Regions from separate parts of the Homo sapiens genome. Here region 2 is linked to region 1. The links are chromatin contacts, found by POLR2A ChIA-PET in ENCODE. All regions are on one chromosome and are shown on one strand. The core of a region is the stretch at or near the end of the contact, and the rest is flanking DNA. Distances in the headings are between cores, read along the strand shown. Region 1 holds the start of LINC01144 (long intergenic non-protein coding RNA 1144). Region 2 holds the start of TAGLN2 (transgelin 2).

Region 1 (5,894 bases), core at 2,572-5,071:
CTTATTTGTTAAAGGTTACACAAGCAAGATCATTCTGTCTTGGGCTGCGTTTATAGTTTTGTTACCCCTATGCCAAATTTTGACACCTTATAATATTTGGCAGGGATGAGTATGAAATTGCTTCATTAATACATGCAAAGAAAAATGTAGGCGGGCAATTCTTAAGATGTTTCTAATATTACCTTACCATTAATTTTAAAGCAAGCTTATTTATTAAAGATTTTACTTAAGTTACATAAACTTGAAAGAGCATTTCACTAGTCTTTTGTAGTATATGATTTAAGCGCTTTTCATTGTTTTAAGCCAATTAATTAGCACTCTTTTATATATTTTTAGTAGTGAAACACTGTGTACACAACACATAAATACACAGACATATTAGGCATGCTTTAGAACTACATTTTACAGATTTATGAAAACCTTTTTTTCCCCTATATTAGACTTTCAGATTCTTGATGACCTATTTCATAACCCTGGGCAGTTTTCAGCTAAATAGCCTTAAATTTGCATATTAAAGGAAACAACTTAGGTGAAAGTCAAATAGCAAAATTTACATTATAAGGTCGGAGAGAAAACGTTTGGTGTGCTAGAGGGAAATTAAAACAGATTTAATTGCCAATTAAGCATAAAATCGTAGAAATTATAAAGGCCTTTTAAATATATATACACACACACATAGACACACACATAAACAAATATCCTATAGCTTTTACTTCAGAACTTTTAGCCATGAGATAAACACAAATTCACCACCCTGCAAAAAGAACTTGTTGGATGCAGTGGTTTTTATCTTAATAGAAAAATAACAGCAGATTTAGAGCAGGCAGAAAAGAAAAAAATCGAGAAAAAGAGCACTTAGGAACTCTATAATTTGCAGGTCGATCTTAGGGCTCTTTTTCCTTAATGTAAATGTGCACAAAGACCATATTATTTCCATTTTACATAAACTTTGGCAAGTAGATGTGCCATACAACCTATGGAGTGCTGGAAAGGGGGTCATTCTCTTTGTTTCCTCCTCATTCTTATATTGTTTCCCAATTTTTTTTTCTCTCTTAATAGGAGGAACTGAGCTGTGGCCCAGGTTTTTTGATTGCTATGTGCTGCTTGTGGGCAGGATGCTACAGTGTGTCATCGCTGAGTCGTTTCCACCCTCTTACATGTCTCAGTTTCTCTCTCCAGAGGTTTATGACCCCAGAAAAGGCTCAAAAGGCTGGGCGATCAGCCCTTATATGCGTTTCCTGGATGAGCCATTTTTAAAATTAATTTTTGTTGGGGATTTCCCTCCAGGGCCGCTGCACGTCGCAAGGGGTTAACCCCCCCAGAGACTCCCATGAGGCCCCCAGTCACCTAGGGGCGCTTTCAGCTGGGAGGAGTAAATGCCTTTTCTCTTCAGAGCTGAGAAAACTGTCATTAACGTATGAAAACAACAGTTCACTTCTTCACGCAAATGCACACAGACAAACCGAATTAAGTTTAAATTTGGGAGAAAAAGCAATAGAGAAGACCCTTTAGAATGCATCTCTGAACAAGAATTAGGATCCTTAAACAACAACTTCAGACTGGAACAAAGCAACAACAACAAAAAAACCAACAATATGATCACTGAGCGCTCTAATGGTAAGGAGAAATTAAGACCAGCTGGTTGTTAATCTTAACTTTATCCAAGACAAACCCCAATTCAGTTACCTATCTAGGGATGGGTCTCAGGCCGAAGGCTGCTTTCTACCATCCTAGAAGCAGGAAAAAAACAAAAAACAAACTCATCTTCCCTGTTAGAAGTGAGCTCAGACTCCATAGGAGTTACCTGCATTCCATTGTCATGGAAGCAGGAGAAAAGTTGCCTTCCTTGTGTTGGAAGCAAGTAAAACTCTAGAAAAAGAGGAGTTGTACAGCAAAATAAACTTTAGATCTTGACTAAATTTTGGGAGATCAGGGATTCTCTGGACGGGGTACTCTCAGACCTCAGCAAATTGTCCTATTGGTTTGAGCCATAAAGTTAGCTCATGCTGGTACCATGCACCAATGGGAGATTTGTCAAAAGTCAGGGGCATCTCCACTCAGAATCCCTCAATGATTACCAAAATGTGAACCCTGAAAATTTGAGACAGGTCTCAGTTAATTCAGAAACTTTATTTTGCCAAGGTTGAAGATGCGTGCCCGTGACACAGCCTCAGGGAGTCCTGGCGACATGTGCCCAAGGTGGTCAGGGCACAGTTTGTTTTCATACATTTTAAGGAGACATGAGACATCAATCGATATATGTAAGAAGTACGTTGGTTCCGTCCAGAAAGGCGGGGACAACTCGAAGTGGGGAGGGGGCTTCCAGGTCGCAGGTAGCTGAGAGACAAATGGTTGCATTATTTTGTTTCTGACAAGCCTCTCCAAAGGAGGCAATCAGGTATGTGTCTATCTCAGCGAGCAGAGGAGTGACTGAATAAAATGGGAGGCAGGTTTGCCCTGAGTAGTTCCCAGCTTGACTTTTCCCTTCAGCTTAGTGATTTGTGGGGCCCCAAGATTTCCCACAAGTGAAAGGAAAATATCTCAATCCCCCGCCCCAAATCACCAAGCTCAAAGGAAAATTCAGGTTGGGAACTGCTCAGGCCACACCTGCCTCCCATTCTATTCAGTCACCCCTCTGCTCATGATGAACAGGATGCTGCTGAACCCTGGGGTCGCTGGGGCCTTAAATGACTTTGATGATGAGAGACTGGGCATGGAGAGCTAGAGGCCCTCATCTCCCTTCCCCAGCGAGTCGGAAGCGTCCCCATTACTAGTTCCTAGAATATGCTGAGATGTCTCAGGTTGCGGTGTGCAGCTGGGAGTTGCAGCCTGGCAGGAGGCCCAGGTTTTAGCCTGTGAACCGGGGCCCTGCTATGTAGGCCAGGGTGGCTCTGACCTGGCACTCTGTGGGGCCAGGGCAGACATAGCAGCAAAGGCCATGGGGTCACAAAGAGAGAGACTGCAGAAGGATCAGGAGTAACAGGCATAATGGGGCTATTCTTCCCTAGGCCTGAACACTGGGAAGGCACTGGCAGGGCCCCGGTTTTGATGGTGGATTCTTGGAGTAGGGGCCTTGGTAATAGGGCTCTGAGTGCTGGGGCAGAATGGGCTATCTTGACCCTTCATAGTCAGGGTCCCAAGTGGGCAATCCTGGAGCCTCCAGGTCTTTGGTCCAGCGGCGGGGTTTTCCACTCAAGGGCCACAGGTACAGACAAGCAGAGCAGAAACAGCCCCCCCGGCCTTTCACTTCCCACCTGCTCCCGAGGGAGAGAGTAAGGTTTCTGGGGGTAAGTGGGGGCTATCTGAAAGAAAAGGGTGATTTTGGCTGGGGCTCGGTGCCCTACAAGAGCCCTTGCTTGACTTTGACGCAAGGCACAGACTGGGCTCTGAAGGGGCAGGCTGGGGGGTAGACGTCGTCATGGATGTTGGATCTCCCTTCCGGCCATGGCCCAAGTACGACCCCTGTTCCCTTAAAGTCAGGACCTCGCAGAACTTTCGCAAGATGGGTCCTCGGAGTCTGCCCGCGATTGCGCTCCCAAGGGGTGCCGCTGCCGAGGGTAGGCGCGCCAGTCGAGATCAAAGCGGATGGGATGACGCCACTGGAGGGCGCGCGGGGCCGCGGGGCAGGGTGGTGCTCCTGCTGCAGGTTTCAGGCCTCTTCTGCCTTCTACAGCCGCCAGGTCAGCAGAGGCGGAGGCCCGGGCTGTGGATGGCCGAGGAGCCGAACTCGTGAAGCCACGTTCCTCCTGCAGCTCTTAACCCAGGCGCGGCGGCTCGCCGGGCCGCTCCCCTTACTCCGAAACCGTGAGCCTCAGCCCTTCCCTCTCTCCCCAATCCCAGGGGGCGCCGGCGGACACCCCAGAAACCCACGCGCTCTCGTTCCTGGTCCCGCCCCCTCTACGTTCCCTCCCCCTCTACGTTCCCTCCCCTTTTCCTTCCAGAGGCGGCGGCCCCGGAAGCTCCCGCCATTCTGGACCCGCCCCCTCCAAGCTCCCGCCCCTTTCCCTTCCTGTGGAGGCGGCCTCGGAAGCTCCCGTCTTTCTGGACCCGCCCCTTCCCCACCCTGCTCCGCCCTCGGCCCCGGCCCCCGCTCCGAGCTCCCTTAGCTCTAAGCGGTTCCGGAAGCTCCCGCCTTTCTGGACACGCCCCTGCCTCCCCCACAGGATTCCGACTCTCTCCCGGCTCGTCGAGGGCTTGACATTTTACCGGGGGGTGGCCCAGAAAAACCTCGTAGAGATGGTGACTTTAAAAAATTCTTTTTCGGCTAGGTGCGGTGACTCACGCCTGTAATCCCAGCGCTTTGGGAGGCCGAGGCGGGCGGATCACTTGAAATCACGAGTTCGAGATCCGCCTGGCCAACATGGTGAAACCCCGTCTCTACAAAAATACAAAAATTAGCCGGGCGTAGTGGCGCAGGCCTGTGGTCCCAGCTACTCGGGAGGTTGAGGTGGGAGGATCGCCCGAGCTGGGGGAGGTTAAGGCTGCAGTGAGCTGTGATCGCGCCACTGCACTCCAGCCTGGACGACAGGGCAAGATTGTGCCTTAAAAATAAAAACTTGTTTTGGTAAAATACACATAATATTTACCATATGTACTTTTTTTTTTTTTTTAAATGGAGTCTGGTTCTGTTGCCCAGACTGGAGTGCAGTGGCACACCACTGGGTTCAAGCGATTCTCGTGTCTCAGCCACCCATGTAGCTGGGATTACAGGCATGCGCCACCACGCTGGGCTAATTTTTGTCTTTTTAGTAGAGATGGGGGTTTCTGCCATGTTGGCCAGGCTGGTCTGGAACTCGTGGCCTCAGGTGATCTGCCTGCCTTGGCCTCCCAAAGTGCTGGGATTACAGGCTGAGCCACCGTGCCCGGCCCTACCATGATTTTTTTTTTTTTTAAACAGAAGTCTTGCTCTGTCGCCCAGGCAATGGCACGATCTCGGCTAATTGCATCCTCCGCCTCCGGGGTTCAAGTGATTCTCCTGCCTCAGCTTCCAGAATAGCTGGGATTACAGGCACCTGCACCATGCCCAGTTAATTTTTGTATTTTTGGTAGAGAGGGAGTTTCGCCATGTTGGCCAGGCTGGTCTCGAACACTTGACCTCAGGTGATCACCTGCCTTGGCCTCCCAGAGTGCTGGGATTACAGGTGTCAGCCACTGCGCCCAGCCTACCATGGTATTTTTAATGGCCACGTAATACCCTGTGTGTGTTATATTGTGTGGATGTGTTATATTAATTTAACCAGCCCCCTATTGATTAACATTGTAGCTGTTTATAAAATGGTGTAGTAAACATCCTTTCTGTAGGTCTTTGTGCACATATGGAGTATATTTGTAGGCTGATTTCTTGGAAGTAGAATTGTTGGGGTAAAAGCTATGTGTGTGTTTAATTTATGATTTTACCTATTTACCCTCCCACTAGTGACTTGTTTAGCTACATTTATTCAAATTGTCTGCACTCGCTTTCTCCACAACCTTACCTCCTACTCACTCCACAACTCATTCTAATTTGGCTTCTCTCTATCACTGCACCTTCAAAGGCTCTAAGGTCACCAATGATCTTCATGTTGTCCTATGGACAATCTTCAGATCTCATTTCACTGCTTCTCTAAAAGACTTCATACAGTTGACCATTCTCTCCTTTGTGAAACATTCTTCTCCCAGCTTTCATAGTGCCACATTCGCCTGGTTTTGCTCTAGCCATGTTGTCTTTCCTCTGCCCACTCTGAAATGTTGGTGCTGCTCAGAGCTTTGGTTACCATCTACATGCAGTTGATCCACACAGTGAAGTCTCCCTTCCTAACCTTTATTCAACTGCTTATTTGTCATCTTGAGTTGAATGTCCCACAGGGACCTCAAATCAATCATACCCAACATTATCCTCCCCCTTCTCATGCTCC
Region 2 (3,930 bases), core at 217-2,716, about 110 Mb before region 1:
ATCTTCTTGAATAAATGGAGGTGCATTCAGCATTCATTCAAGAACATTTATTGAGTGCTTACGGAGGCCAGCTACTAAAGGCCAGCCACTGAAGTAGATACTGAGAAAATACAAAGCTCTGGAAGCACGCCTTTGCCCTTGAGGAGTTCTTTCTAGTCAGTGAGGCGGACAAAGAAATAGTTACCGTATGATAAGTTCCGTGATAAAGCTATGTGTTGGTTATTGTAGCACAAAGGAAGATGTTGCATTCAAGGCCACCTTTAGTGAACGCTAATATCGTGTGCTGGGACAAATGCCACATATTGGGGGGGAGTCCTCAGGACCCTCACAGATAGATGGTGGTAATAATAGTATTCACTATGTGCCAGGCACTGCTCTAAGCCCTATAGGTGGACTGTTTAGTTCTCTACAATTCTATGAATTAGGTAGTACTATTAGCTCTGTTCTATAGACCAGGGAACTCAAGCATAGAATGCACAACAGTCACACAGCAGGTAAAGGGTAGAGCAGGTGGGGAGCCAGTCAAGGAAGGGAAACTGTCCTAGGCAGAGGAATAGCCTTTGTAAAGGCACAGAAGAGTGAGAATGCTTGACAATCAGTGGGACTGGAATATAGGGCTGTGTAGGACTCGGGGAGGGAACAGAGAATAATAGAAAGGTTGGACAGGACTGGATATTGACATCCTGGAATCTCAGGTTCAAGGGAGGACTCTATCATGTGTGCAGAACTCCACCCCGGGGGACTCTATTCAACTGAAGCCTGAAAGGATGGGGGGCTCTTTCTCCACCCCTGAACTGTGCTGTCCTCCACCCTCAGAGACAAAAGAACCCCAGCCAGCCTCCTCGCGCTGAGGTCTCCCCCTCTGATCCCTCCAGGATTTAGGAAGAGATACCAGGTCATAGAAAAGGAGATGAAAGGCAGGGAGAAGACAGGTCTGAGCCCTGGGTCCCAACACCGAAAACACCCCTAGGGCCCTGGGCAGAGTGACCTCACTGTTAGTCCCTGCCCAGGCTTGAAGTAAGAGGTGAGCAAGATCACGTGGGGGTGCTGTCCCGGCCTGCAAGTCCCAGTCCTGTCACACACTAGTCAGTTGGGGTCGGGGGAAGGCCTTCCTGTGCCTCCTTTTACCTTGCCAGCCTCTAAACTAGGAGGCTTCTTCCTACATAAACACGCCCACAGTGTTTAGCTAACTTTCTAGGCAGAAAGTTTCCTACTGGGGCACAAGTCTACGGGCTCTCGGTGGAGGCTGAGGTACTCACGGGTGGAGACCACTGCAGCCGCCTTTGTAGATTCAGACTCCCCGAACCTTTAACCCTTGCTCTGGTCTACTGTCCCTCTGTCTCAAGCAGTCCTCCCTCCTTCTGCGCTGCGGCGCCTTTAAACCTTCTTGGCCCTTGCCCCGCCCCGGGTCCGCCCCGTCTGAGGCGGGACCCTCCTGAAAATCCCCGGCTGGGCAGGGCGCACCACTTGCAGCTGCAGCCCTTGCCTTGAGTCAGTGCGCCGCTCTCCAGCCCGCTTGAACGGTGAGCAGGTCGGGGGTACGGGGGTCGGGGACATGTGCGTGCTGTGTAGAAAGCAAGAAGCCAGCGCTTTGAACTTGCTCCAGCGAGCTCGGGGATCAAGGGCTGGTACCAGGCAAGGGTCCGGTGACTACTTTACCCCGCCCCGTGCTGTCAGGTCCTGTCCCCAAGCCCTGACCCGACATTGTTGGACGATGAGGTCAGGCGAGGTTAGCCCATGCATAGACAGGGCGTCCGTCTGGAGCAGGGACTCAGGGACTGAGCCCCACCCGCGGGCTCCATCGCTGAGTCCTCACTGGGGCGAGGGGAAAAAAGGGCGTCGGACTTTAGCTGGCTGGCCCCGAGTGACCCCGGGTCGTGGCGCCGGCCCTGGGCCAGCTCGTGCTCCTGGGCTTTCCCGCGCGACCCTTCACTTCCTGGTTCCAGGAGCACGTGTGAGCACTGCGTGCCCTCTGAGTCCCCGAGGCCGCCCTTTTCATTCCTGTTCCTGCTAGCTTGCTATTCTGGGGACTTGAGGTCACGGGCTGGGGCTAGGGGGCTCTGCATGGGTCGCACGGTGACCTTCTGTGAAGCTCCAGTCATCTCTATGACGGTCCCCTGACCTCGGGGGTCTGGGTGCTGCAGCCCTGACTGCGCCCCGGGGTGCCCTGTGTGAGGTTGTGGGGGTGGTGGTGGCTGCTTTTACCCTGCCCGAGCGCCGCTGCCCCCACCGGGTGCCCCCTGCTGCTGGGAAAGCCGGTGGTGGCCGCGGGCGGACGGGCGGGCTGCCCAGACCACTGCGTCACCCCAGCGGCGGGAGGGCGGTGGGTGACTCATCTGTTGTAACGGCCCAGGGTGTGGTCGTGGGGGTGGGGGGCGGCGGCTGGGAGGCCGGACCTGCAGGACCGGAGGTGGACTGCCGCCTCCCCCCGCGCCCTGTGCCTCCTGGGGCTACCTGAAGCCGGTGTCCTGGGAGATCTGTGAGCAGTTGGTATCTGTGGGGCAGAGAGAAACGGGGTGAGAGTGGGGATGGAGTGTGGGATTCGATGTAGAAGACCTGCGGCTGGGACGGGGCTCCCCCAGTGTTCTCATTGACTTCAAAGCACCAGACAGCAATGGCTCTCTATCTCTAGCCCCCTCCCAGTTTCTCCTCCCCACTACAAGGGGCAGACCTACAACTGCAGAGGAGGCCAAGGCAGGGCGGGCCCAGTAGGGCCCTACCATTCCAGAACCAACAAATAGGTTTTGTCCAACCGCAACTCCCTCCCTCACCCCAAGGCCTCTGCCCCTGTCCCCCACCCCGGGATTGGCCCCTAATCCTTTCTTCATTCCATCCCTTCTCCCTCCAGAATTTTCAGCTGTGGGTTCTCTAGCTCAGAACACTTTCCCTTCCCAGGGGATTTCTTCTCCTGAACAACTACTTCCTGAGTCCTCTTCTTCACCCCAACACGGGTCATTTCCTATCTTCCCCCACACGCTGTCCATCCCCACTATAGCTGTCTCCTGGAATAATCTCTTGCACCTGGCTACACCCGAGCACTGCTGAGACGATCCCACTTCTGCTCCCGTGCTCACAGCCTGCTCACCACAACGTCTGTGTTGACAGGGTGTTTCTGCCCGGAGCCCCCACCCAGCCTCCAACACTGTTTGGTACACAGAAGCCATGGCAACGGCCCCCACCTCATCCCCTCCTCCCACGCAAGCTTTGGAGCTTCCTGTTTGTGTAGCCTCAGCTTTCTCTTCTGCTCCTGACTCTCGGTGGTGAGGGGCTGCCCTACGGTGGTTCCCTTAATTGTGGGCCGCCCCCCATCCTTGCTGCTGGCTGTGGCACCTCGCTCTGTGGGCTGGTGCCCTCACTGTGCTGCTCTTTGAGAACACTCCCTGTCCCAAATCTGAGTTGGGAAGTTCTCCTGTGTTCCATCTGCACGGTGGATGGAGAGTCCCTTTGTCTTCCCAATTAAACACCCTAGCCAAGAACCCTGAAGTCCTCCCTGCCCCCACCCATGTCCGCCTTTTCTTTGGCTTTGGCTTTGGTGAGGTAAGCTTCCAGCCCAGGGTCTGGGTGGGGCCGAGTGCCTTGCGTGGCCCCTCCCCGTTTCCCGCCTATTGTAACTCCAGGGTGAGGGTGAGGGTTGTTCTCACAGCTGCAGTAGCGCTAGGGTTTAGGTTGCTCCCTGCCAGTCCATCCCCCAGGTTGTTCAGCTGTCACCTTCCTTTGGGGTCCCCAGCTCTGGGGGTCCCCCACACCTGTCTTCCAGCTGGGCATATCTCTTCTCACCCTGGTAGGCAACTTGCTTACTGTTTTCTTTATGTTTGAGGGAAGGCAGGGGCAGGTCCCCTGGGTGTCCCTAGGGTGGGCCTTCCCAGCTCCAGCAGCCGCAGCCCATCAGCTTCTGCCTGCCCGTGGGGGTGGGGAAGAGAAACAGCTGCT

The links. ChIA-PET counts read pairs that join two places held with the same protein, here RNA polymerase II (POLR2A).
Region 2: POLR2A ChIA-PET joins it to region 1 with 11 read pairs in T-cell. The contact joins the promoter of TAGLN2 here to the promoter of LINC01144 in region 1. POLR2A ChIA-PET finds 5 or more read pairs at or near these places in 2 of 52 experiments (B cell and T-cell).

What each region holds. Positions count from the first base shown.
Region 1 is chr1:45,301,837-45,307,730 of GRCh38, reverse strand. LINC01144 (long intergenic non-protein coding RNA 1144) reads right to left here and starts at 3,821. Exons shown (of 1, transcript NR_024270.1): 1 at 2,112-3,821. It overlaps LOC105378691 (a long non-coding RNA gene), which reads left to right and starts at 3,985. Exons shown (of 3, transcript XR_947287.4): 1 at 3,985-4,239. RefSeq lists enhancers at 1,139-1,318, 3,489-3,728, 4,189-4,248 and a silencer at 3,919-4,098.
Region 2 is chr1:159,923,043-159,926,972 of GRCh38, reverse strand. TAGLN2 (transgelin 2) reads left to right here and starts at 1,466. Exons shown (of 5, transcript NM_003564.3): 1 at 1,466-1,523. LOC124904437 (a long non-coding RNA gene) reads right to left here and starts at 3,095. Exons shown (of 2, transcript XR_007066683.1): 1 at 3,022-3,095; 2 at 33-2,494. RefSeq lists enhancers at 1,788-2,364, 1,837-3,036, 3,176-3,335, 3,346-3,445, 3,846-3,930 and a silencer at 2,096-2,505.